Regions from separate parts of the Homo sapiens genome. Here regions 1 and 3 are each linked to region 2. Evidence: chromatin loops called from intact Hi-C (ENCODE). Cell type or tissue: heart right ventricle. All regions are shown on one strand. Each heading gives the region's core, and the rest is flanking DNA. Links, peaks and the distances in the headings are about the cores only. Region 1 has its middle 34 kb from the start of LHX3. Region 2 holds the start of LOC124902308 (a long non-coding RNA gene). Region 3 has its middle 26 kb from the start of TMEM250.

The links. Hi-C counts contacts between places; a loop is a spot of excess contacts. Peaks named below come from ENCODE experiments on the same cell type or tissue, not always from the same donor. Only the 100,000 strongest peaks of a DNase experiment are listed, where the experiment ranks them.
Region 1: a loop joins it to region 2, with 13 times the contacts of the local background. A loop is called at or near these places in 62 of 110 quality-filtered maps.
Region 3: it touches region 2 in a loop (5-fold over the local background); 77 of 110 quality-filtered maps call a loop at or near these places.

What each region holds. Positions count from the first base shown.
Region 1 is chr9:136,167,483-136,175,164 of GRCh38, reverse strand. No RefSeq gene overlaps it. Among named protein-coding and RNA genes, the nearest start is that of LHX3, 34 kb to the left of the region's middle. RefSeq lists enhancers at 4,768-5,418, 5,419-6,070. In heart right ventricle, for the core only: a CTCF peak has its summit at 4,704 (motif pointing left); no DNase peak of the experiment used is centred there; H3K27me3 peaks cover 2,029 bases.
Region 2 is chr9:136,279,217-136,286,898 of GRCh38, reverse strand. It overlaps CCDC187 (coiled-coil domain containing 187), which reads left to right. Exons shown (of 26, transcript NM_001378188.1): 8 at 204-814; 9 at 1,293-1,386; 10 at 5,236-5,348. It overlaps LOC124902308 (a long non-coding RNA gene), which reads right to left and starts at 3,656. Exons shown (of 2, transcript XR_007061862.1): 1 at 3,493-3,656; 2 at 1-75. RefSeq lists a silencer at 3,059-3,118. In heart right ventricle, for the core only: CTCF peaks have their summits at 2,796 and 2,995 (motif pointing right); DNase peaks (open chromatin) are centred at 2,998, 3,213 and 3,448; H3K4me3 peaks cover 681 bases; H3K27ac peaks cover 683 bases; H3K27me3 peaks cover 1,249 bases.
Region 3 is chr9:136,140,536-136,148,217 of GRCh38, reverse strand. No RefSeq gene overlaps it. Among named protein-coding and RNA genes, the nearest start is that of TMEM250, 26 kb to the right of the region's middle. RefSeq lists an enhancer at 487-1,418 and a silencer at 2,701-3,013. In heart right ventricle, for the core only: a CTCF peak has its summit at 4,772; no DNase peak of the experiment used is centred there; H3K27me3 peaks cover 1,826 bases.

The DNA of each region.
Region 1 (7,682 bases), core at 3,436-5,935, 110 kb after region 2:
TGGGGACAGCCAATGTCCCTGCTGTGCACAAAACTCTCCCCTAGGGCAGAGGCTCTCCTCCCAGTTCTCCACCCCTCCTGCCCCAGCCCCTCTAGCCCAGCCCAGAAATCCCAGACACCCCAGAGACTCCAGACACCCGAGATACTCCAGACACCCCAGACACCCCAGACACTCCAGATACTCCAGACACTCCAGATACCCCAGACACCCTAGATACTCCAGACACCCCAGACACCCCAGATACTCCAGACACTCCAGATACTTGACACCCCAGATACTCCAGACACCCCAGACACTCCAGACATCCCAGATACTCCAGACACTCCAGATACTCGACACCCCAGATACTCCAGACACCCCAGACACCCTAGATACTCCAGACACCCCAGACACTCCAGACACCCCAGACACCCCAGATACTCAGACACCCCAGATACTCCAGACACCCCAGACACCCCAGATACTCCAGACACTCGACACCCTAGATACTCCAGACACCCCAGATACTCCAGACACCCCAGACACCCCAGATACTCCAGACACCCCAGACACTCCAGATACTCAGACACCCCAGATACTCCAGACACCCCAGACACCCCAGATACTCCAGACACCCCAGACACCCTAGATACTCCAGACACCCCAGATACTCCAGATACCCCAGACACCCCAGATACTCCAGACACCCCAGACACTCCAGATACTCAGACACCCCAGATACTCCAGACACCCCAGACACCCCAGATACTCCAGACACCCCAGACACCCTAGATACTCCAGACACCCCAGACACCCCAGATACTCCAGACACCCCAGACACTCGATACTCCAGACACCCCAGATACTCCAGACACCCCAGACACTCCAGACACCCCAGATACTCCAGACACTCCAGACACCCCAGACACCCTAGATACTCCAGACACTCCAGACACCCCAGATACTCCAGACACCCCAGATACTCCAGACACTCCAGACACCCCAGACACCCTAGATACTCCAGACACTCCAGACACCCCAGAGACTCCAGATACTCCAGACACCCCAGATACTCCAGACACCCCAGATACTCCAGACACCCCAGACACTTGCTCCTTTCTGAGTCTGCAGCCTCAGGGCCTTTGAGCCTGCTGTCTCCCAGCTGAACCCTCTTCTCCTCCTGCTCCCTGAGACCCTGCCCCAGGCCTCCCTGATGTGGGGTCAGTGCCTGTGACCTGCCTGGACCCCTTCTGTGTGGCCCACCTTGGGTGGAGTCACTCGAGCGTGCCGGGCCTGGGCTGTGGGGCCGGGTCCCATGGGGTCACAGTGGAAGATGCTGCGGCAGGGAAAGGGCTGAGGAGCTGAGCAGAGCTGCTGCAGATGGGAAGGCAGCGCTGGCTCGGGGGCGACAAGGAGCAGGGATGCGCGGCCTCGGCCACACACCCGGGTCTGTGTCAGGGTCTCCTGGGGCTGCTGTAACAGAGGTCTACAAACTAGGGGCTTAAAACAGCAGGACATGGATACTCTCCCCGTTCCGGAGGCCAGACAGGACATGGATCCTCTCCCCGTTCCGGAGGCCATAGTCGGAAACCAGGTGTCACAGGGACCCCTTTGAGGCTCCCTCCGAGGCTCCAGGGGGGATCCTTCCTGCCTCTTCCAGCTTCTGATGCCCCCGGCATTCCTTCGCTTGTGGCCGCATTGCTCCGTCTGTACCTCTGTCTTCACATGGCCCCTTCCTTCTGTGTCCCTCTGCCTTTCGAAGGGCACCTGCCATTAGATTTAGGTTTTACTCTAATCCAGGAGGATCTCATCTCAAAATGTTTATCTTAATCACCTCTTCAAAGACCTTTCCCAGATGTGGTCAACTCCCAGGATGCAGAGGGGCTAGGACTTGAACACACCTTTTCTGGGGGCACATCCAGCCCACTGCATCCTGGGTCTGCTGCTCCTGGGCTGACAGTGAGCTGGGGTGAAGCCCACTCCCCAGAGCCTCCAGGGTCTCACGTGTCCTCCCTCGGTGGAAAGTGGGCCGCAGCACTGTTGCCACTGTCACATGGGCCTCAGCTCTACTCTATGGGCCTCCTGCATGGGCCTCCAGGGAAGGCTCTAAGACTGTGGAATTCAGAGCAATTGCTGTCTCCAAGGAAGCCTGTAAAACTCTGGAATTCAGAGCAATTCCTCCTGACAGCCAGGTGGGCCAAGAACCTGGAGGACTCCAGGGGCGAACTGACAGCTGCATTTCCTGCTCTCCAAAGGGAAGCATTTTGTCCTCAGAGGGATGTCTCTAAGTGTCCACCAGGTGCACCTGTGCCCGGCTGCAGAGTAGCACCTGCTCCAGGTGAGTTTCGGGCTCTTTGAGCTGTCCAGGCCTCAGGAAACCACAGATGGGAGGAATGGATGATCTCGGTCTTCAGTAATGAACCCAGCAGGGTTCACGGCCGCCTCTCCTGTTATCCGAGGGGGCTGGAGGCAGTGCCTGTGTCTGCCCCAGCCCATGGCCTGACAGGCCACGCTGGCCGCTCACCTGCACCTCCTGGGGTGCGTCAGGCGCTGGGTGTGAGCAGTGGAGTGAAAAACCTGCTCAGCCACAGCGCGTCGACCTCACCAGGGCTGCGGCACACCAGAAAGAAGGACTTCCACCCCTGCCCTGACCCACACACTCTTTGCAAGTTCAGAGGCTACCTGGTCACTATGGAGCAAGGCCAGGCCGACACCTCAATGGCCTCCCTCCCCACAGTGCCAGCCCTCAATGGCCTCCCTCCCCACAGTGCCAGCGTATATGCGAGGGTCCCATCCCCGACTCGCACACCCTCAGGCTTATACATGGGGCTCCCTCATCAGACACTGTTATCAACGACCACAGAGCCCCAAGAGAAGCAGGGACCCCAGACATCTTAGCGGATTCTTATAACGATCTGTTCCCTGGGACACCAGCCCCATTTACAGATGAGTAAACTGAGCCTCTTGGGGTGATGCCACTTGCTAGAACTGCTCACACAGCAACAGGGGAGTCAGGACCAAGGCCACGCCAAGGGCCTTGATGTCAAAGGCTGTGCTTCTCCCTCTCACCCTGTCTCTCACACCCAGCACAGTGGGAGCCCCTGGAGTGTCCAACATCTCCTCCGAGACCACTGCCAGCCTCCTCAGAACAGCCTCTGAAGCTCAGACTGGGAGGCAGATTCCAGAGGTCCCCTGAGCACCCCTCACAACGGGAAGGGACCACCCTCTGCCCAGCTGTGGCTCTGTCCCAGGGCAGGGGTGGGGCCCATGGGCCCTGTTGCAGCCATGGTGAGGCTCTGCCAAGAACCTTGGGTGCCAATCCATGGGCTGGGAGCTTTCTCGTTGACCAGGGAGGCAGGCCAGTCCAAGGGGCTCCTGGGTGGTGTCAAATTGCATGGAATGGAAATTAGACCTCAAGCAGCCTCTGCCTCTGAGACGGGAGATTCTTTGTTTGCTCTTAGTGGGTAAATTCCAGCCCCTTGGCCTCTCCCCTGCGATTCTGCTGACTTAATTTGGGCTTTTGTCTGGGGCGGCCCCCGGAGGGGATTACCCGAGGGTCCTATTACAGTTCCCAAGTCTGGCCCTGCTAATGAGTTCAGGGGCAGGTGGCAAGGTGAGCTCCAGGGTGTTTCCATGTCACCCTGGGAACAGCATCTGCAGGGCTTGGCCCAGGTGCTGAGAGCGCTTCCTGGGTGCCGGCTGAGCAGACACAGGGCTGGGTTGGCCATGGCCAGGAGAGCCAGGTGACCACACAGGCAGTGCCCCTGGGTTACAGGGCTGACAGACCAGCAGACAGGCGGGCAAACAAGCCACATACCAGGAAGAGACTTTGACCTGGTTATGAGGGCTCTGAAGAAAAGGAGGTGGGAAGAGACGAGAGAGGGCCTGTCTGGGGCAGAGACGTGGGCCAGGGAGGGCCTCCCCTGGGTGGGGGACATTTAAACGGAAGCTTTGATGCCTCACTGGAACCACCCCTGTGTGGGTCACTGAAGAGGCCTTGCAGCCACAGAACACAGCAAGTGCTAAGGCCCTGAGGCTGGCAGGAGCCGTCGTGCCCAGGAGTGGGAAGGAGGCTGCCACATGGAGGAGACAGAGGCGCCCAGAACACAGGGGGATGGGTGGGAGCTGGCGGGAGAGGACAGGGTCTGAGGCTCGGTGGGGACCTAAGTAGAAGGGGCTAGGCAGGGAGTGACCTCATCTGATTGGCTGTGTCACCCAGGCCCGTGGGGAAGATGGATGGGGCAGAAAGGGGCATCCACAGGATCTGCAGGGGTCCCAGGGCCATGTCAGCATGGGGCCACCAGGTGGGAGGGGAGCTGCCCTGGGGCCAGTGTGGGGTCCTCTGTGGCTGACCAGAGGGTGGGCGGGCAGCCTCTGCAATGAGATGGGGCTGTAGGGTATGCCTGAGCCCAGGTGCCAGCCAGGGGGCAGCACAGGCCCCCAGCGATGGGGGGACTGGGCTGCGCCAGGTGGGCTCCACTTCACAGAAGAGGAAACGGAGGGTCAGGGAGGGTCAGAGGCAGTGCCCTGGTGACACAGCAGGGGGGCCCAGCCAGGATCAAACCCCTGCCCGGGATGCCAACCTGCCCTAGTGACCACCAGTGCTGGGGCCCACCTCTCTGGGGGTTCCCGATCTGGGTTGGCACCCCTGCCCCTGCTGGGTCTACAGAGGGGAGCTCAGCCCGGGCACAGCCGGGTCCCCCATCGCTGGGCGGCCTCTACTGCCCCCTGGCTGCCACTCTGGCCCAAGCAGCATCAACTCGACCAACTATAACCTCGAGACTGTCTGGGCCCAACCTGGGATTTTGCAAACAGGTTCACCAAATTGTCAATTAAGTGAAAATCAATCTCCAGCCATTCATCACAGGCTGCTGGGGCCGCGCACAGGCCGCCATCGATCGGGGCCCCTGGGGAGCGATTGAGGCCAAGTGCAGCCCACATCTGCTGCATCAGGGCAGACGCCACGATCCATCATCCCAAACAGCCGAGGCGCCCACCCGGGGGCCCGGGCTTGCCCAGGAGGGAGGGCGGGTGGAAGGGGCACAGCGCCCTTGGAACCTTTCAATGCTCTGGCCACAGTGCCGGATCCCTGAAAGCCCCTTCCCTCTCCATCAGGCCCCATGGCCCTGTCCTCCCCGTCTCACCCAGCCCTTCTCCCAGTGACAGGGGTGGGGGCACTCTGAGGTCTCTCTATGAAGGGCCATTGCTCTGACGCCGTGGCAGGGGCTGGGGGAAGCAAGGTGGAGGAATCTGGTCCTCTCCCCGTCCTCAGCCTCCCCTCTCTGTTTGACCTTTCGGGAGAGCCCCCTCTGCCTGGCTGTGCACACTGGGCACCCTGACCTCTCTTCTCTTTCACTATTGTTTGTCCCCTCCTCTCCCAACCTGGCACAAGGCTGTGAGCCTGCAAGGCACCTTAAATGCACTGGGCCGAGCTTCAGGGCCTCCCCCTCTGTGAGGTCAAAGTCCAGTGAGGCCCCATCTAGGGTGTCAGTGCCCAGACAGCAGGGCTGGGATGCTCCCCCGAGGACAGAGCACTCCTCCATAACTTCCGCAAGAGTCCCTGCACATGCGGGGAAAACGGCCCAGAAATGCCCAGATTTCCAGAATTTCTTTGCAGTGGAGCCTGCAGCTTGTCACTTTGATGCCCTCCTGCAGACAGCCCCCCAGGCCCCTCATGCAGGGGCTCCACCAGCTCAGACTTCTGGACCCTCCCCGCAGGCTTTCAGGGGCTGAACATAGGGCTGGGACGTGCCATCAGTCCCGTGTGGGCTGTAGCCCAGTAAGCTGATGGAGCCTCGGGGAGAAGGGCCCCTTCTGAGCACCAGGTCTAGGGCTGACTGGCCACCTGGGTGTCCTCGTTGGACAGAAGAGGACGTGGAGGGGAGAGCTTCCAGCCCCTCTTCCTGGGCTTCATTGAGGTGGAGACCAGCAAGGGCTGGTCACTGCCAGCGTCCCCTCCTCTCCTTGCCCCCTCCTTGGCCACAGGAGTCCAGCTGGACATGAGGGCTGTTCCACGAGAGCCAGAAAGCAGCAGGGTCACATGGGACAAGGGCCTTCAAAGTGTTGAGACCTGCCGACCTTCCAGTTGCACTTCTGGGGTCAATTCACGCCAGCCATCTGGCCTACGTGGCTCAGACACTGCAGAAGGAGGCAGAGAGGACAAGCTGCCCGACCCTCATGGTGCTAAGGCAATTGTCATCAGTCTGAGGGCGAGAAAAGCCTTTTGCGTGAAGGCATCCTGGGAGCATCATTCATTCATTCATCAAGAAATAGTTATTAAACCCTTAAGGGACTGTTGCTTCCAATCATGATGAAATAACAGGGGCTGCATTTGCTCTCGTGCTAAGATGTACAGAATACACGGTTTTCTGACACCGAAAGCCAGGCGGCATAGTACAGTGATCCCTGAGAGATGGGAAGCGAGGGAGGCAGCCCTACAGTGGCTCCAGCTCACTGCCAGGCCTCAAGGTAGGAAGGGGAAACCCAAAGAGAGTCCCCATTCCTGCAAGTTGACAAAACAAAGTTGAAAAGTTGGGGAGACCAGGACAAAGAGCCGGAGGGGAGAGAGCTGGGTGAAAGGAGAGAGTTGTACAGAGAGAGGGAGAGCTCCAGAGACCGGCAGGGGGGTCCCCTCCGCTCAGCAGCCGAGGACTGACCAGCCCATGCATGTGAGGACACCACCCGAGGCTGGGAAAGGACCACAGGGGAGTCGCAGAGGGAGCAGTCCTTGTAACTATATGGGGCTGAGAGTAGTTCATGCCGCCATCAGCCACAGTGAAAAGACCCCATAACACATGGGGTATCGGGTGGAGTACCCTGCAGGGTATTGTTTTAGGACAGGGGCAAAATTAGCCCTGAACAGAAGGTGCTCTAGTCTAACATGATAACAACACTCAAGGTCGAGCCTCCGAAGGATCAAACCCTTTCCAGTAATTTAACAATGGGTGAAACAAAGCTCAAGAATATTTACAGGAATACGGCCGGGCGCGGTGGCTCACGCCTGTAATCCCGGCACTTTGGGAGGCCGAGGCGGGTGGATCACGAGGTCAGGAGATCAAGACCATCCTGGCTAACACGGTGAAACCCCGTCTCTACTAAAAATACAAAAAAAATTAGCCAGGCGTGGTGGCGGGCACCTGTAGTCCCAGCTACTCAGGAGGCTGAGGCAGGAGAATGGCGTGAACCCGGGAGGTGGAGCTTGCAGTGAGCCGAGATCGCACCACTGCACTCCAGCCTGGGCGACAGAGTGAGACTCTATCTCAAAAAAAAAAAAAAATATTTATAGGAATACAAAAGTATCCAGCACACAACAAGATACAATTCACTGCCGGGCGCGGTGGCTCACATCTGTAATCCCAGCACTTTGGGAGGCCAAGGTGGGTGGATCACAAGGTCAGAAGATGGAGACCATCCTGGCTAACACGGTGAAACTCCGTCTCTACTAAAAATACAAAAAATTAGCTGGGCGTGGTGGTGGGCACCTGTAATCCCAGCTACTCAGGAGGCTGAGGCAGGAGAATGGCTCAAACCCGGGAGGCGGAGGTTGCAGTGAGCCGAAACTGTGCCACTGCACTCCAGCCTGGGCGACAGAGCGAGACTCAGTCTCAAAAAAAAAAAAAAAAAAAAAAGATACAATTCGCAATGTCTGGCATCCAAACAAAAATGATCAGGCCTGGAAAGCAGCAGGAGAAAAAGAACCCATC
Region 2 (7,682 bases), core at 1,714-4,213:
CGCTCACGCCTGGCCCTGTTCTTTGCGGCAGCTGTGTGGTCTGTTGTGTGGATACCGTCACCGCTTCCCTGGTCCCTGCGGACAGACACTGGGTCCGTCACAGACGCTGCTGTGACGCTCACACCTGCAAAACACGCGTGCTTTCCGTGCCCTGCTGGGGCGACCGAGCCTGAGCTGATCTGTCCACGTCTCTCTTCCTGCAGCTTCTGCCTGTGTTTGAACAGAGCCTGGAACCATGCTGAGACCCTAGATCCCCCAGGGATGGGGGGCCCCCAAGATGGCCGGGATGCCCCCGTGCTGCTGTCAGCTTCACCCTCTCTGGGATCCCTGGAGCTCCAGGACCTGACCACCCGCTACCTACCCCGGGGGATGTGCATCTACCTGGACCCAAAGGAGGCTGAGCACCTGGGCACTTCCAGCTCCCTGCACCTCCGGCATAAGCAGGCGCAGCTGCAGGCGCTAGAGACCACAGCCAAAGTCCTCAAGCAGCGGGTCGATAGCCTCACCGCCAAGCTGCAGGGTGCCGAAGCGCTGGACACCGTCAGGGACCCAGCTGTGGGCCTGCTGCGCTCGTGCCCCCACAGCCTACCTGCCGCCCCCACGCTCGCCACCCCCACGCTTGCCACCCCAGCCTGCCCTGGAGCCTTGGGGCCCAACTGGGGCAGAGGGGCACCTGGGGAGTGGGTGAGCATGCAGCCCCAGCCCCTTCTGCCCCCGACCTACTTCCTGGACGGCGAGACACTGTCGTGGGGCCCCAGCTGGGAGCAACAGCAGAGTGTGAGCCCGAGGGCCCACTGCGAGAGCAAGCCCCGAGGTAGGCCGGCACCCGGGACACGGTGACCGCTGGGTGGCCAGGGGGTCCTGTGGGCTGGGAGGAATGGGGACCCCATTTTCTCTCTGAGCCTTGGTTTCCTTTCTGGAAAGGGGGCTAGGAGGACAACAGTCCAGGGGGTCTGAGCAGCATAGTGTACGTGGGCTTTCCCACGTGGCATGTGGTGTGTGTGGGCTCATCCTTGTGGGATGTGTGAGCTCTCCTGTGTGGCACATGGCACCCGCAGCAGCTATTGCTCCTGTCTTGTTCTCTGGCCAGAAGGGTGAGGCCGCTCCAGTGGCTCCTTCCCTGCTGCCTCCCTGCCCTTCCTCCAGCAGAGAGGCCTGAGGGCCAGGGAGGCTGCCACACCCCCACCCCTGTCAGGTGTGTCTCAGGCTCCTCTCCTGCTGTGATGGCTTGGGTCCCCCGTCCCGTGCTCCCGGCTGACCAGGGAGTGAAGCCAGGTGCCCTCTTCTCCAAGGTTTTCCAGAGGAGGGACACGTGGACGTGAAACCAGACAAAAGGCTGCAGAGAGGCGTGGCCCCCTTCCAGGCCCTCAGCCCCTCTGCGGGGAGGTAAGACCACCTGCCCACCTGCCCACCTGCCCACCTGCCCACCTGCCCGCCTGCCCACCTGCCCACCTGCCCACCTGCCCACCTGCCCGCCCACGCTCACGGGCTGCCTCTCACTTCACCCCCATGTGTCCCCGTCATGCTGGTCCAGAGGCTGCGGCCAGGGACCCGGAGCAGGTGGTGCTGGCTCGGACGCTGGCCGGGGCAGGGAAGCCCCGCGTCAGACACTCCCCCCACGAATGCCCCCTGAACTGGCTGCGGGCCTCGGGGACGCCACTGGTGCAGCTCCCTCTTGCCTGCTGCTCCAGACTGAGTGCAGGGACAGTGACTCGGGTGGTCCTTGCCATCCGGGCCCGGCGACCCCACCTGAGCTCTCAGGGCTGCCTGTCCATGGAGCCTCACACACCTGGCTCCCATCCCCAGCACGGGCTGCAGCCTCCTCTGGGGCCATGTCACACAGGTACATCTGAAGCCCCTTCCCGGGGACACTGTGCCTGTCCCGCGCCCCCAGGCCCCTCTCAGCCCAACTCCCTCCCCCTGGGGGAGCATCTGCCCTACCCCAGCGCCTGCAGCCCCAGTGAGCCCCAGGCTGAAGCGGAGCCCAGCAGGCTTGGTCCATGGGGGCTTTGCAGGTGGAAACTGAGTTAGATGCTCGTGACAGAGGTTGCAGTGCACGAGGCGGCCGCTCCCTCCCGAGCACCTAAGCCTCAGCAGCAGCTGTGGCCTTGAGTCCCTCCTGGGGATTTGTGAACACGTTTGGATCTCCTCTCCTGAAAAAACCCCCTCCACACCTGCCCCCCACCAAAAATCTTCCTCCGAGCCCACCACCTGCCCAGCCGGCCTCTCGCTCTTGCTGGTGTGGGCCGGGATCCCTGTCCAGGGCCTCCTGGCCAGCAGTGCCCTCCTGGTCCCCGCGGCTCCCTGCACACCGCATACTGCCAGGCGTTCTTGGGCCACTCCCGGCCACTCTCACCCCTCTGTCCTTGACGGAAGCACCCTGGATGAGGGACCCCGGCCTGACCTGAGCAGCTGCTTCCCAGGCAGCCCCGGAACCCGGGCTCGAAAACTCAGCACCACGGGCGGGGCAAGCAGGAGGCCAGGCCGGCGGCGGTCTCTCGGGAAAGCTCTGTGCACCCTCAATGCGTGGCCAGGTCCACCAGGGACACCTAGACGTGGGCTCCCCAGACATCAGGGCCTGGGTCATGCCACCCACCTCCACCAAGCTGTCTTCTGCTGGGTGGCCGAGGGCATGAGGGCAGACACCACGTGTAGCCCTAGGGTGGCAGTGGGCACTGCAGCAGAGGGGCTGTTGCCCAGAGTCCACATGTGGGGGAAGGAGGCGCCCTCTCCCGAAGCCCAGCCTTCCCTCCTTTCCCTGCCCCTCCCCTCCCCTCTCCTCCTGCTGGGACATTTCCTGGCCCGAGGTCTCCCCTGCCCATCCTTCCTAGGAAACCCCACCAGCTTCCTCTCCTGAAGCCCCCTTTGCCCTCAGGGGATGGCGGGCTTGGTGCCTGCGCCAGGGCCTTTGGGTTGTGCCCCATCTCACTCCCAACCCCACCTGCTGCCCAGGCCCAGTCCGGCCCATGGAACTGAGCCATTGTGACCAGAAGAGGGCAGCATCGGGCCAGACCTCGCCTCTGTCGCCTGCAATGCCCAGGACGACTTCTGCCCAGCCCTTGAGAAGGGGTGGGAGGCAGAGGCGGAGGCAGTGAGAATTTTTGAAAAGGTTAATTTCAGTGCCCCGGGCTCCCGGGGGACCAGCTAGATCTGTCCCCAGGGCCAGACCCAGGCTGAGGTCTCAGCGTTCCTGGCACAGCCTGGGTGCAGCCAGAGGGGCAGAGGTGCGGCCAGGGCTCCCTGTGGCAATGGCACCCAGACATTCCCATCAGGGCTGGGCACTGGACTGTGCCCTCCACCCCCACAGCCCTGCCGAGGCGGCAGAGAGACAGCAGGAGGCGGAATCATATTCATGAACCGTGGCCCGGAGGGACCCGGGCTGGTGGAGAGCAGGGATTAGGGAGAGGCTCAGAGGCTCGCTGGGCCCTGCCAAGGCTTCCGCCGCTGCTCGGGCAGCCAGGAAAGGGGCCTGGCCTGTCCGTTGCCACTCACCACTTGAGGGGCTGGAGCTTCAGGGCTGGCGCACACAGCCTCTGCTGGTTCCACCTGCTGCCATCTGGTGCGTTTCCCACGCTGAGCCTCTCGGGTGCCCCAGATCCCGGCCGCCTCTCAGACTGGTTTCTTTTTTGTTTTGTTTTGTTTTTATTTTTGAGATGGAGTCTTGCTCTGTCGCCGAGGCTGGAGTGCAATGGCTTGATCTCAGCTTGCTGCAACCTCCGCCTCCCAAGTTCAAGCGATTCTCCCGCCTCAGCCTCCCCAGCAGCTGGGATTACAGGCACCCGCCACCACGCCCAGCTAATTTTTGTATTTTTAGTAGAGACGGGGTTTCACCATATTGGCCAGGCTGGTCTCGAACTCCTGACCTTGTGATCTGCCCACCTCAGCCTCCCAAAGTGCTGGGATTACAGGCGTGAGCCACTGTGCCCGGCCTCAGACTGATTTCTGAGTTGGGGTGAGTCTGTCCCCTCTGTCCCATGGGAGCCCAGCACTCAGTGGTGGAGGCACTGGGGCTTCTAGCCACCCAGCCCGGGTTCCAGAACACTTCTCCAGGCCTGTGCTCCCAGGTGCCATGCAGCCCCTCACGGCCTGGGCACACGTCCAGCTCCCCTGCAGCACCAGGAATGCGGGCGGGGGTTGGGAGGTGGGTCACCACCATGACCAGACCCTGCACAGCTCCTGCCCACAGCAGGTGTGAGACAAACACCTGTGGGCCCTGCGGGCTGCTGAGGGAGGGCGTGTCTACCCCCTGCCTAACAACCCCTGGGCCACAGGTGTGGGCAGCATCTTCAGCCACTCCAGTGGGTTCTGGGTCACTGTGTACCAGGAAGCACAGATGGGGGCCCTGATAAGAAATGCGAAGTGAGGTGAGCCGTGCTCACAGATGCAGGCTCAGCACATGCCCCGCCCACATGCCCCGGATGCAGGCTCAGCACATGCTCCGCCCACAAACCCGTCTCTCTGTGCACCCCAAAGACCCCTCATCCCAGTAGCACTGCCTCCCCGTGCCTGGTAGCTCTCCCTCACCACTTGGCCACCTCTGGGAGAAAGGTCAGTGGCCACACCTGGCTCCTGGCTCTGTCAGCCTTGCGTGCTGGCCAGCTTGAGTGGGGGCAGGTGTGTGGGTCCAGTTGTACCTGCCTCCATGGTCACAGCCCGGGTGCTCCCCAGATAGGTTGCCCTGCAGTCTCCAGTGCCAGCCTTGAGCAGTGGGGTGAGGGTCACAGCTGATGCGTGACCCCGTTCCGCTCTGGGCCTGGTGGGCAGTGCCCTTAGTAGATGGTAGAGATGGTCCCGATGACCACGCTGGCTGGGAAGACTCTGATCTTGGCCCTGGGGACCAACGGTGGCCACGGAAGCTGACCGTGCACACCCCTGTTCCCCCTGGGGTCCGAGTGCAGAGCTCCGAGCAGCCAGGCTTGGCGCCAACGCTTCCCAGATGTGGGCTGGTGGCTTCACCTCAGCCCACGCCACCACGCTGGGACGCATGCTCAGGCCCCACCCACTCACCCCTGCCTCCCGCTCACCCCTGCCTCCTGGCTCCCAGGCCTCAGGCCCTTCCCCCGCCAGGCTTTTGGCCCTTGGGTCCCACCCTGGGCACACTGTTGGGGGTCTGAGAGCTGCTCCAGGCCACGGGAGCCCAGGTTCCTGCTCAATGAGGGGCTGTCCCCCGGATCTCCCTGCCTCCTGTCTCCTCCACGGGCCTGGCCCTGCCACACGTGTGCCTGTGTCTTCCAGCTCATATGCGGGCCCAGCCACGCTGCACCCTATCTGGGGCTCCCTGGGACTGGAGGAGACGCCGTCGGTCGGAGGGGCAGATTCTGTGGCGCCCTGCACCCCCCGGAGCTGCGGTAAGGGCGACCCTGCGGACAGGCCCTGGGCTGGCTGGTCGGGTGGCCGGGGCATCCACCGAGAACACCTTCCACTGCCTAGCACTCGAGCTTGGCCCTACGGGGTAGAGAAATCCTTTTCCACGTGGAGAGCATCCACGCCTCGTTATTAAAGGTTTTAGAGGCTTTCGGGACCCTCTGCGTGCTCTGTGCTCACCACACCTGCAGTGATGGGCCCTCGGTGGATGAGACCCACGTGCTTATTTCATGACAGCCATGCCCCGTGCCGCTGTGCCCAGCCCACCTCCTAGGGCGCTTCCTTACAGTCCCATCAGCTCGGATTCGACTTTTTCTTCTGCTACTGAGTGTTTTCATCCGGGGTTTCCAACGAGCAGTGCCCACTGCCTGGTGCCCAAGGGACCCAGCAGCTGCTGAAGCCCTGGGCTTGAGGGCCTCGTGCTGGCGTGGGCTGCGCTGTAGGACCCTCCTGGCTGGGGGGCTTGGCAGGGCAGCTGGAGGGGCTGGTGCAGCCATGGGAACTGAGTGTGGACTCAGAAGTGGGGGACCCCCGTTTGCCGCTTCATCATTGTCTGTTGATTTTCTTCAAAAGAACAGGTTTTGAGCATTGGAGTAAAACACATTCATGTCTGGCTGGGGGAGAGATGGTGGGAGGGTGCATTCTGAGTGAATGGGGGCCCCCATCCAACCCCTAACCCTGGACCACCACCCCAGAGCAGCCCCAGATACAACCTGCACCCTCCTTGGCTGGCAGCGGGGAGGCCTGAGGAAGGCCTGGGGGAGTGGGCGGAGCCCCAGGTGTTCCTGCTGCAGGGCCAGTGCCAGGGGGAGGAGAAGGGTTCCAGTCCTGGTCTGGGTTCAAAGCCTTGGGCTGGAGCCCTCCTGGAGTCTGCTTCCCGGCTGTGGGGCTTGGGAGTGCTCATCGGGTCCTCCCCAACTGATAGCATCCACCCAGGGCCCTGGAGCCACACCTGGCAGCTTCAGGGAAGCTGTTCTCTGTGGACCAGCAGAGAGGGTCCTGTGTGTGTGTGCACGTGCATGTGTGTGTGCATGCTTGCTTGTGTGTATGGAGGGGAGGGCTTGTCGGGCTCACACCTGAAGCCCTCTGAGGGAGGAAGGGTCTGCGTCTTCCCCACCCCGGCCCCTCCCCTGGGAGACTCTCCCAGTCTCCAGGGTGTGGGAGCCTCTGCAGCCCTGGTATGCACCTGCCCCTTCCTTCCACACACACCCTCTGAGCATCACTGCCTGCCTGGCACTGAGAGAGCAGGCCCCGGCCCTTACAGTGCCTGTGTTTCAGGGCAAGTGGGCAGTAAGAAGATGAGCAAGTGAGGATACACAGTGTGTGGGATCTGAGGCATGAGTGCCAAGGGGAGAATTCAACAGGAAGAGGCAGAAAGCGCATGTGCCGGTGGGGTGGGGCGGCAGTTCAGAGCCAGGAAGGCCCCCGTGGGCCTCTGGCCTTGGTTGTTTATGCTGTCGTAACAGAATCCCAGAGACCGGATGATTTATAATGACCAGAAATGTATTGGCTCACAGTTCTGGAGTCTGGGAAGTCCAAGAACAAGATGCCGGTGTCTGGCAAGGGCCTTCTTGCTGCATCAACACAGAGAGGAAGGCAGGAGGGCGAGAAGGAGAGAGGACGACGGGGTGGGACTCTTCCTTTTATAGTGAACCTGCACCCACAATGATGGCACTCATCCATTCACAAGGGTGGAACCCTCATGGCTGAATCGCCTTGTGGCTGAATTGCCGCCTCATGGCTGAATTGCCTTGTATTTCAACATGAGGAGGGACAAATGTTCAAACCATAGCAGCACCTTTTCTCTTCCCAGAAAGTGCAGCCCAGGGAGGTGCAGCAAGCTTCCCAGAGTGCCCGGGTATGGGCTGGGATGGGGCTCCGTTCTCCCACTGCTGGATTTGCTGACCGCCCTTCCTGAAGGCTGGATGGGCAGGGGCTGGCTGCTGTGAGTCACAGACAGTTCCAATGGCTGCAGGACAGCCACGTCTTGGCCAGGATCTCCCAAGGGGGTGAGGTCAGAGTCAGGCTCTGCCTCCTCCTTGGAAGGGGCAGCCTGAAGGGGCAGTTTTTACCCCTATACCTCATTCACCATCCTATGGGCGGAATGTGCAGTAGCCCCAGGGGGACAGGCAACAGGAGTCTGTTGGGTCTAGTTTTTATGACTGGAGGCAGCACTGTCCGAGAGAATCTTCTAGACATAAACACTTCCACCAGAGCTGTCCAATGGAACCTTCTAGACTTAAACACCCAGAGCAGAGCTGTCCAGTGAAACCCAGACTTAAACACCCAGACCAGAGCTGTCCAATGGAACCTTCTAG
Region 3 (7,682 bases), core at 3,412-5,911, 140 kb after region 2:
TTTGCCCCGTCTGTGTTGCGGTGACAGGCCAGGCAGGGGGCAGTGTGGGTGGTCTCTGTGCTCGGGCATGGGGGTCAAGTTGGCTGCTGGTGCCCCAGAGGCAGCCACGTGCTTCGTGGCTCGGGGCTGGGCCATGGGGGCTTTGGTCCCAGCTCCATCCCTCCACCTGCTGTGTGGCCTTGATCGGGTTGCTGCCTCCTCAGGCCTCAGTTTCCTCATCTGTGAAATGGACCCGGGGCAGGACCTGCCCTCCATGGTTGGAGGGAGCATGAGGATGACTGTCGAGTGGCCCCTGGAGGCCCAGCAGGGTGGGGCAGCTCGGGGCTGGCATTTTGGAGCCCTGGGCACGAACCCCAGCCCCGGCTCTGGCCCTGAGGATCCTGCTTCCCCCTCCATGCTGCACCTTCGGCTCTACGAAGCCAGAGAGGCAATTCCACCCTCATGTTCAACTCTAAAATGAGACCTTGGACCTTGGTATGCACCACCGGGGACCCACGTGGGCCACACAGCATCTCTGAGTGGACACACCGCTGCAGCTGCCGTGTCTGTGTCCCAAGGCCCCTGGGCTTTCCCTCCTGGCCCCGCCATGGGTGCGTGGCAGCTCAACGCTCGCTCCCCATGGAGGGAATGGGGTGGAGGTCAGCTCTCACGGCCCAGCTACCAGCCAGTCCCAGTGGACAGTTAGGGGCTGGATGCCAGGCACAGAGGAGCCAGCCTGGAAGACCACAAGCCCTTAACTGTGTTGCCCCAAGACATGCGGCCCCAGGGAGCGCAGCCTGTGAGCAGGCACAGCCCCCTGTGCCATCCCCTCCGCCAGGCACCCTGGGGGGCTGTTGTGAGGATCAAGAGATCAGAGTCCCTGTAGGTCCAGGCAGGGAGGGGCTGCAGTAGAGGAGCTTCCATCCAGCTAAGGGACCCTCCTTCCCGGGCAGCTGTTCCAGGGGTGCTGACCCAGCTCACTGAGAGGCCTGGGGCTCAGCTCCTCCCTGCCCTCCTCGCAGCCAAGTTGGCACCTGCAGACCGGGTAACCTGAGCCACTCCTGTGCGCCGGTGCTGCTGCTTTTTTTAAGAAAAGAGGGAGCCCTCCCCTTCAATAATTGATGAAAGATATTAACAATTGAATCCTGGAGAACATCTGGCAGGTAGGGAGCTTCTCACCCGGTCAGCAGCAATCAGATTAAACCAGCTTTGAGAGGCAGGGGCACGCACCAGCTGGGTGGAAGTGGGGCCCGCCCTGGCCAGGCTCTGGGAGAGGAGCTCTGCCCACTCACGACTCCGTGGCCGGTGCCTCCTCCACACGGGGGTGGCCTGGGCCTGGGAACTTCATCAGCAAGGGGGGCTCTGCGGGTCCTGGAGCCAGCCTGGGCTCCTTTCTCCCATGGCGTGCGTGGACTCATACACACGGCCATGCACACACACATTGCACATATCACACATGTACGTATGCATTTGTGCACCCACATATCACATGTGCATGCTTAAACACTGTACCACATGCGTGCACATTTGCTTGCACAGGCATGTGCACTCACCACACAGCACACACGGGTTTGCACACAGCAGGTCGTGCATATACATGCTTACATGCGTGTGCACGTGCACGTGTGCGCACATACCACTCACCCATGCACTTGTGCACGTTTGCACATCACACACACACACATGCACAGATGCACACACACAAGCACATTCACACTGTGCACACACCACACACATGTCCACACTTCCTTACCTGCCACCTCTGCCCTGACTCTGGGGGCCCATTGGAGGCTCCAGGGACCTCAGGGACCTCTTTGGGCTCTGCTCAGAAAGTTCCTTTTGTGGCTCTGCCCTTGGAGGTGGAAAGAAGGACGGCGAAGCCGGAATGCCGGGGGTCCCGCCCAGGTCTTGCATCCTCGTTGTAGAAGCAGCAGCTCTTTCCTTCTAAGGCCTGAGTGAGGAGGGGGTCGGAGGTGCGGGCCTGGTGACCAGGGGTGGCTGCTGGGGCTGGAGTGGCAGCCGGACGGGTCCTCCGATGACTTTTCTTTCTTAGAACCACCTGAGTGTGGAGACAGGCATCGTCTATGAGGCGCTCCCTCAGGCCTCCTCGGGGTGGCTACTCTCAGGACTGAATGAGCTAAGCCTTTTCCCTCACTTTATACTGTTTAAGCCTCACAACCTGTCCTTATTCCATTTTACAGCTGAGAACACTGAGGCCAGGGGTAGGGAAGAACTTGCCCAGTGCTGCCCAGCTCCAAATCAGGTGGCCAGATGTCCACAGCCAAGTTCCCCAAGCCCTCCTGCCACCCACATCCTGACCCCAGGGCTCTGCTCCCCGACATAGTGATAACAGGGCTCCACCAGCCCCCAGGGTGCCGGGAAGCCAGGGCAGCTGGCAAGGTGCAGGTCTCCTGCCCTTCCCCGGCCCACTGGGGGCCCATCTGGATGGTGCTACTCCCTCAAGTAGATTCAGTCCAGCTCTGCCTGGAGGCCCCAAGGGCAGGCAGCCCGAGCAAGGGGCTTCCTAGCAGGTGAGGGAGGCCAAGGTCTCACCTATGGGCTGAGTTGGGGGGAGAGCATCTCAGGCTCCGGAACCTTCCAGGGATTGGGGACTGGGTCCAGGAGTGATGTCTGCAGAGAGGAAATGGAAGAGGATCCCAAAGCCAGGCAGCCCCCACTGCGTGGAGGACGAGGAAGGGGAGGAGGGGAGAGAGGAGTGGGTGGGTTTGCCCCTCCAGCCCCGGGAGCCTTGGGTGGGTGACGCATAAACAATTTCTGCCCGGAGCAGACGCTGTCTGGGAGCCTGGAACGGCACCCCTGCTTTCCCTGCCCCTCTCCAAGTCCCAGCCATGGGCCACTCACACATGTAGGTCACTCTTCAGTGGGTCCCATGGGACCCGTCCAGGTGCCAGCCTCCCAGCTCCTGTGATGGTGCCCCTTCCAGGTATGCCCCCCAAATGCCCTGCCCCCAACCAGAGTCAATGATTTCCTCCTTACAGAAACACAGCTGCAGAATCCCTCAATCGTGCTTAAGCTACTGGGCTTTGGAGGACGAGGACTCTTGGGCACATTGGCCTGCTGGAGGGTCTCTGCTGCCCTTGGCCTTGGCAGAGCTGCCTGGGCCTTCTGAGCAGGTGGGCCGCCAGGCCCTGAGCATTCCTGAGAACGCTGACCCCTGGGGAAATGGCGGGCAGAGAGGATCCGAGAGGCACGCGTCTGTGTCGCAACCAGGACTGGAGCCTGCATCTTTCCCACAGGTGCCTTCTGGGGCCTCAGTATTCCCATCTGTCCAGTGGGGCTGGAGTCCCCCAAACACCTTCTTACAAAATGCTTTTGTAATGCTCGATCCACACAGCATCCCCAGGACGTGGGGCGGCACTGGACTGGAGGTCCCGGGATTTTACCTCCTCCAGTCCTTGCCATTGTCCTGGCCTCCACAGTAGAGCTCAGGCCCGTTGTGTGGATGAGAAAATCAAGACCTGGGAGCAGAAGCCTCTTGCCTGACCTACTGTGTTTGTAAGTGGTGGGCTGGGCTGCAGAGCTGGACCCACAGGGCCCGGAGTGGGTGGCGGGTGACATGTGCTTGTGCTTCGGGGGAACCCAGGCAGAGCCGTTCCCAAGAGCTAAGTGTGGGGGGCCAAGGTCTTTGTCACCACCTCCCACAGCCGAAAGTCTAATGGTGAAACACTAATTTGCAAATAGCATCCAGCCCTCCGGCTGCTGGCCCAGACTTGGAGATGGAGCCGTGACCCAGCAGAGGGAAGTCTTGCGTTCCCCATTCCTTGGACGTGTCACCCTCTGCAGAGCGCACAGCCAGGGAGCCCATGTGGGTGGGTAGGACGTGGAGACTCTGCCCTGGACCCTGGCAGTGCCCTTCTCAACAGCCTCTCCACCCACCTGCCAGCCTCTCTCCAGACCTGCAGGAGATACCACCTCAGGGCCTGACCACGTGTGCACTGCAGAGCCGGCCAGGGGGCTGTTCCTGACTCCTCCAGGGGCCTAAGTGTCCCAGCAGTCAAATTCTGCCAGCCCAGAGGCATGGACCCAGTGCACCTAGGGGGAAACTGAGGCACAAGAAGATTAAATCATATGCTCTATGATCCTGCCCAAGTCAGGATGGGGTGACCAGGGTGTCCCTGGAGCTGCCTAAATGCTAGCAGGGAGAGGGGTGAGGTGGGGGGCTGGGCTGCAGAAATGGGTGGGCCTCCGGGGAGCAGGGATTCCAGCTGCTGGGGGCCAGTGCAATCCAGAGACTGGGCTGAGGGAGCAGGCGAAAAGCCCAGTGCCCCCTCCCCGGCATGCACAGGCTTCCCAGGCCAAGGTCAACCCAGACCCCCTGGAGGTAGCTGGGCTGGCCCCAGTGGGCACAGAAGTCCTGCTGTCCCTGTAACTGGTCCCAGCTGGTTTTAAAACCTTCCCAAGTGTGAGCAGTGGGGATGGGAACCCTCATCCTGGCTTCTTGGATGAATGCCATCAGGGTGAGGAGCTTGGGTTGGGCCTCTGGGGAGGGGCAATAAAGGGCTCCCTCCAGGGAGGCTGCAGGCCTGGCCTGGGGACCTCGGTGCAGGGGGTGGGGGTTCTTGCTGGTTCCTCACCCTCCCGGAAGCACAGGGGCAGATCCGGGAGGTCAAGGGAGGGCGAGGCCTCCACTCCCCACCCCGGCCCCCGGCCAGCTCTGCTCCTCCTCTCCCCCACTCCTGGGGGTCCTGTTGACTTGGAGGACTTGGATGGGGAGAACTGAGAGCCTTGAGTGTCCCTTGAGCGCCCCCTGGTTTCACAACCACAAGCCTGGAACCCTAGGAGGGCGGGAGACTTGTTCCAGGTCTCACGGGAAGAGGCAGAGCCAGGACTCCCTGTCCAGGACCTTGCCTCAGTTTCCCCTTCCACTGGATAAACTGGGGCCCCTGCCACCCCAGGACCTCTGGGAGACCTTGGGGATCGCAAAGGCAGCCGCCCTGGGCAGCCCGCAGGAGGGCACGGGAGGAGTGTCCCCCAGGCCATGGGGCACGGACTGACCTGTGGCCCAGCCCACCAGCCAGGAATGGGGACCGTCCTGGCGGCTTGGGCTGGGGGCCTCAGCACCTGCGTGCTCCGAGAGGTCCTCCACATCTGCATCCATGCCCAGGGTCGGGACCCCTCCTTGCCTCAGAGCCCGGCCAACCTCAGAGGCCGCCTGGGACACATGGAAACAGATGAATCATAAGTTTTAAATTTTTCCAGTTTTACAACCTGGAGACAGGCTTTTAAACAGCCTCACCAGCCAGAGGGTGGGGGTCTCGCTTTAGGAGGGACGCGGCCGCCCTGAGCAGGTGGGGTATGCTTGCCCCCACCCCCACCCAGGGATCCTTCCCGAGCCCCCGGGGAGCCTCTGGCCATGAGCGATGATGCGGAGAACCCAGGGGACTGTCCCTTCGGCTCGTAGAATAGGGATTCTGGCCCATGAGCATTGATCTCTCTGAGTTTTTAAAGGAAATTTTATTTGTTTGGGGTTTCTAGTCATTAAGTTAAAACCAGTAAAATAGAGCAAAATCAATACCTGTAGGACCCAGCACAACCAGTCTGCATTACGATGCTAAATAGGCTGAGTAAATGGTGAGCCAGGGTTAGGCTGGGGGAAGGGCCTGGCAAGTGTGGGAGCCTGGGGAGTGTGGGGAGGTTGGGGAGGGAGGGAGCCCCAGGAGGTGGAGAGGGAGCCCTGGGAGGGAGAGTGGGGTCCTGCGGGCTTCTCCTGAGCTCGAGGGGAGCTGCGAGGACTGCAGGGGCCAGTGCTGGTGGAGGCATCGGCTTTGGGGCAGAAATGGTGATCTCGAAGTCCAGAGGGTCTCAAGCCTCCCTGCTGCCCCTCACACCCTCTGCCCTTTGAACCCCAGAAGCATGCAGGGACCCTAAGCTCCCTGGATGTGCCAGCTCTGCAGAGGGTGCCGACTGCTCTAGGCCTTGCCTCCTTCTCAGTGATGCCTGACGTGGTAGTGGCAGGAGGAGGCCCTGCCCCGGGTAGGTGCTGCCAGCCTCCCACTGTGAGCCTGCCCTGGGCCCCGTCCCCACGAGTCTCCCAGAGGTGGCGTTGCTGTCCGGTCTGCAGGGAGGGCGGGCCCTGGGCTGTAGGCTTCTTGAGGCGGGCACTGGTCACAGCTGGGACTAGGTGAGAGCAGAATTAAGCTTTGGAGAATGGCTGGGACTGCAGTTGCTGCCTTGGAAAGCTCCAGAATGCTCTAGAAAGCTCGCTATGCTGCCAGGAGGCCAGAGCTGGGCAGGAGCTGAGGGTGAGCAGCCTCCGGGTTGGGGTGGGCAGAGACAAGGGAGCTCTGCCGGGGTGGGATGGGCTTAGCAGGGAAGGAAGCTGGCTCGCTGGCTCGGTGCTGGGCGCCATGAGTTTCCAGAAGCTTCTTGTCTTGGGGGAGCCACACGTGTGCCTCAGCCAATAGGGCCTGGCTGGAAAATCCACAGCTTCTGGTCTCTAGCGCTCAGCCCCTCACAAGATAGGGAATGACGGGGCAGGCGGCCTGCACTTAGCCTCTATATTTTATTTATTTATTTTGAATTTTTATTCATTTTTATTGCTTTTTGAGACGGAGTCCCCCTCTGTTGCCCAGGCTAGAGTGCGCAATCTCGGCTCACTGCAACCTCCGCCACCCAGGTTCAATCAATTCTCCTGCCTCAGCCTCCCGAGTAGCTGGGACTACAAGCATGCACCAACACGCCCAGTTAGTTTTTGTATTTTTAGTAAAGACAGGGTTTCGCCATGTTGGCTAGACTGGTCTCAAACTCCTGACCTCAGGTGATCAGCCCACCTCGGCCTCCCAAAGTGCTGGGATTACAGGTGTGAGCCACTGCACCCAGCTGACCTCTATATTTTAAATAATAGCTTTATTGAGATAGAACTCACATCGCATCCAATTTATCCAGTTAGAGCGTATGATTCAATGGCTTTCTGTATACTCACGGATGTGTGCAACTATCAACACAGTCAATTTTGGAACATTTTCTTCACTTCAGAAAGAAACCCCAGGAAATTCTGGCACGAGCTACGATGGGGACGTGCCTGGAGGATGTTGTGCTCAGGGAAAGCAGCCAGCCATGAAAAGGCAAGGCCTGCCTGATTCCTCCTCCGAGAGGCCCTGGAGACAGACAGCAGAGGCGTGTACGCCAGGGGCGGGGGGAGGGGGTGGGAACAGAGCTTCAGTTTGGAAAGAGGGAAAGCTGTGTCGATGGAGGAAGATGTTGTTTGCACAGCAACGTGAATGCACTTAATGCCACTGAGGCGTGCGGTTCAGAATCGTGAGGATGGAGTGATGGTTAATTTCATGTGTCAACTTGACTTGGCTGCTGGGTTCCCAGATATCTGTTCGAACATTTGGCTGGGTGCAGTGGCTCATGCCTGTAATGCCAACGCTTTGGGAGGCCGAGGCCAGAGGATCGCTTGAGCCCAGGAGTTTGAGACTAGCCTGGGCAACACAGTGAGACCCGGTCTCTACAAAAATAAATAAATTAGGCTGGCCACAATGGCTCACCCTGTAATTCCAGCACTTTGGGAGGTCGGGGCAGGTGGATGACTTGAGGCCAGGAGTTCGAGACCAGCCTGGCCAACATGGTTAAACCCCGCCTCTACTAAAAAATACAAAAATTAGCCGGGCCTGGTGGTGCACACCTGTAATCCCAGCTACTCGGGAGGCTGAGGCACGAGAATCACTTGAAGCTGGGAG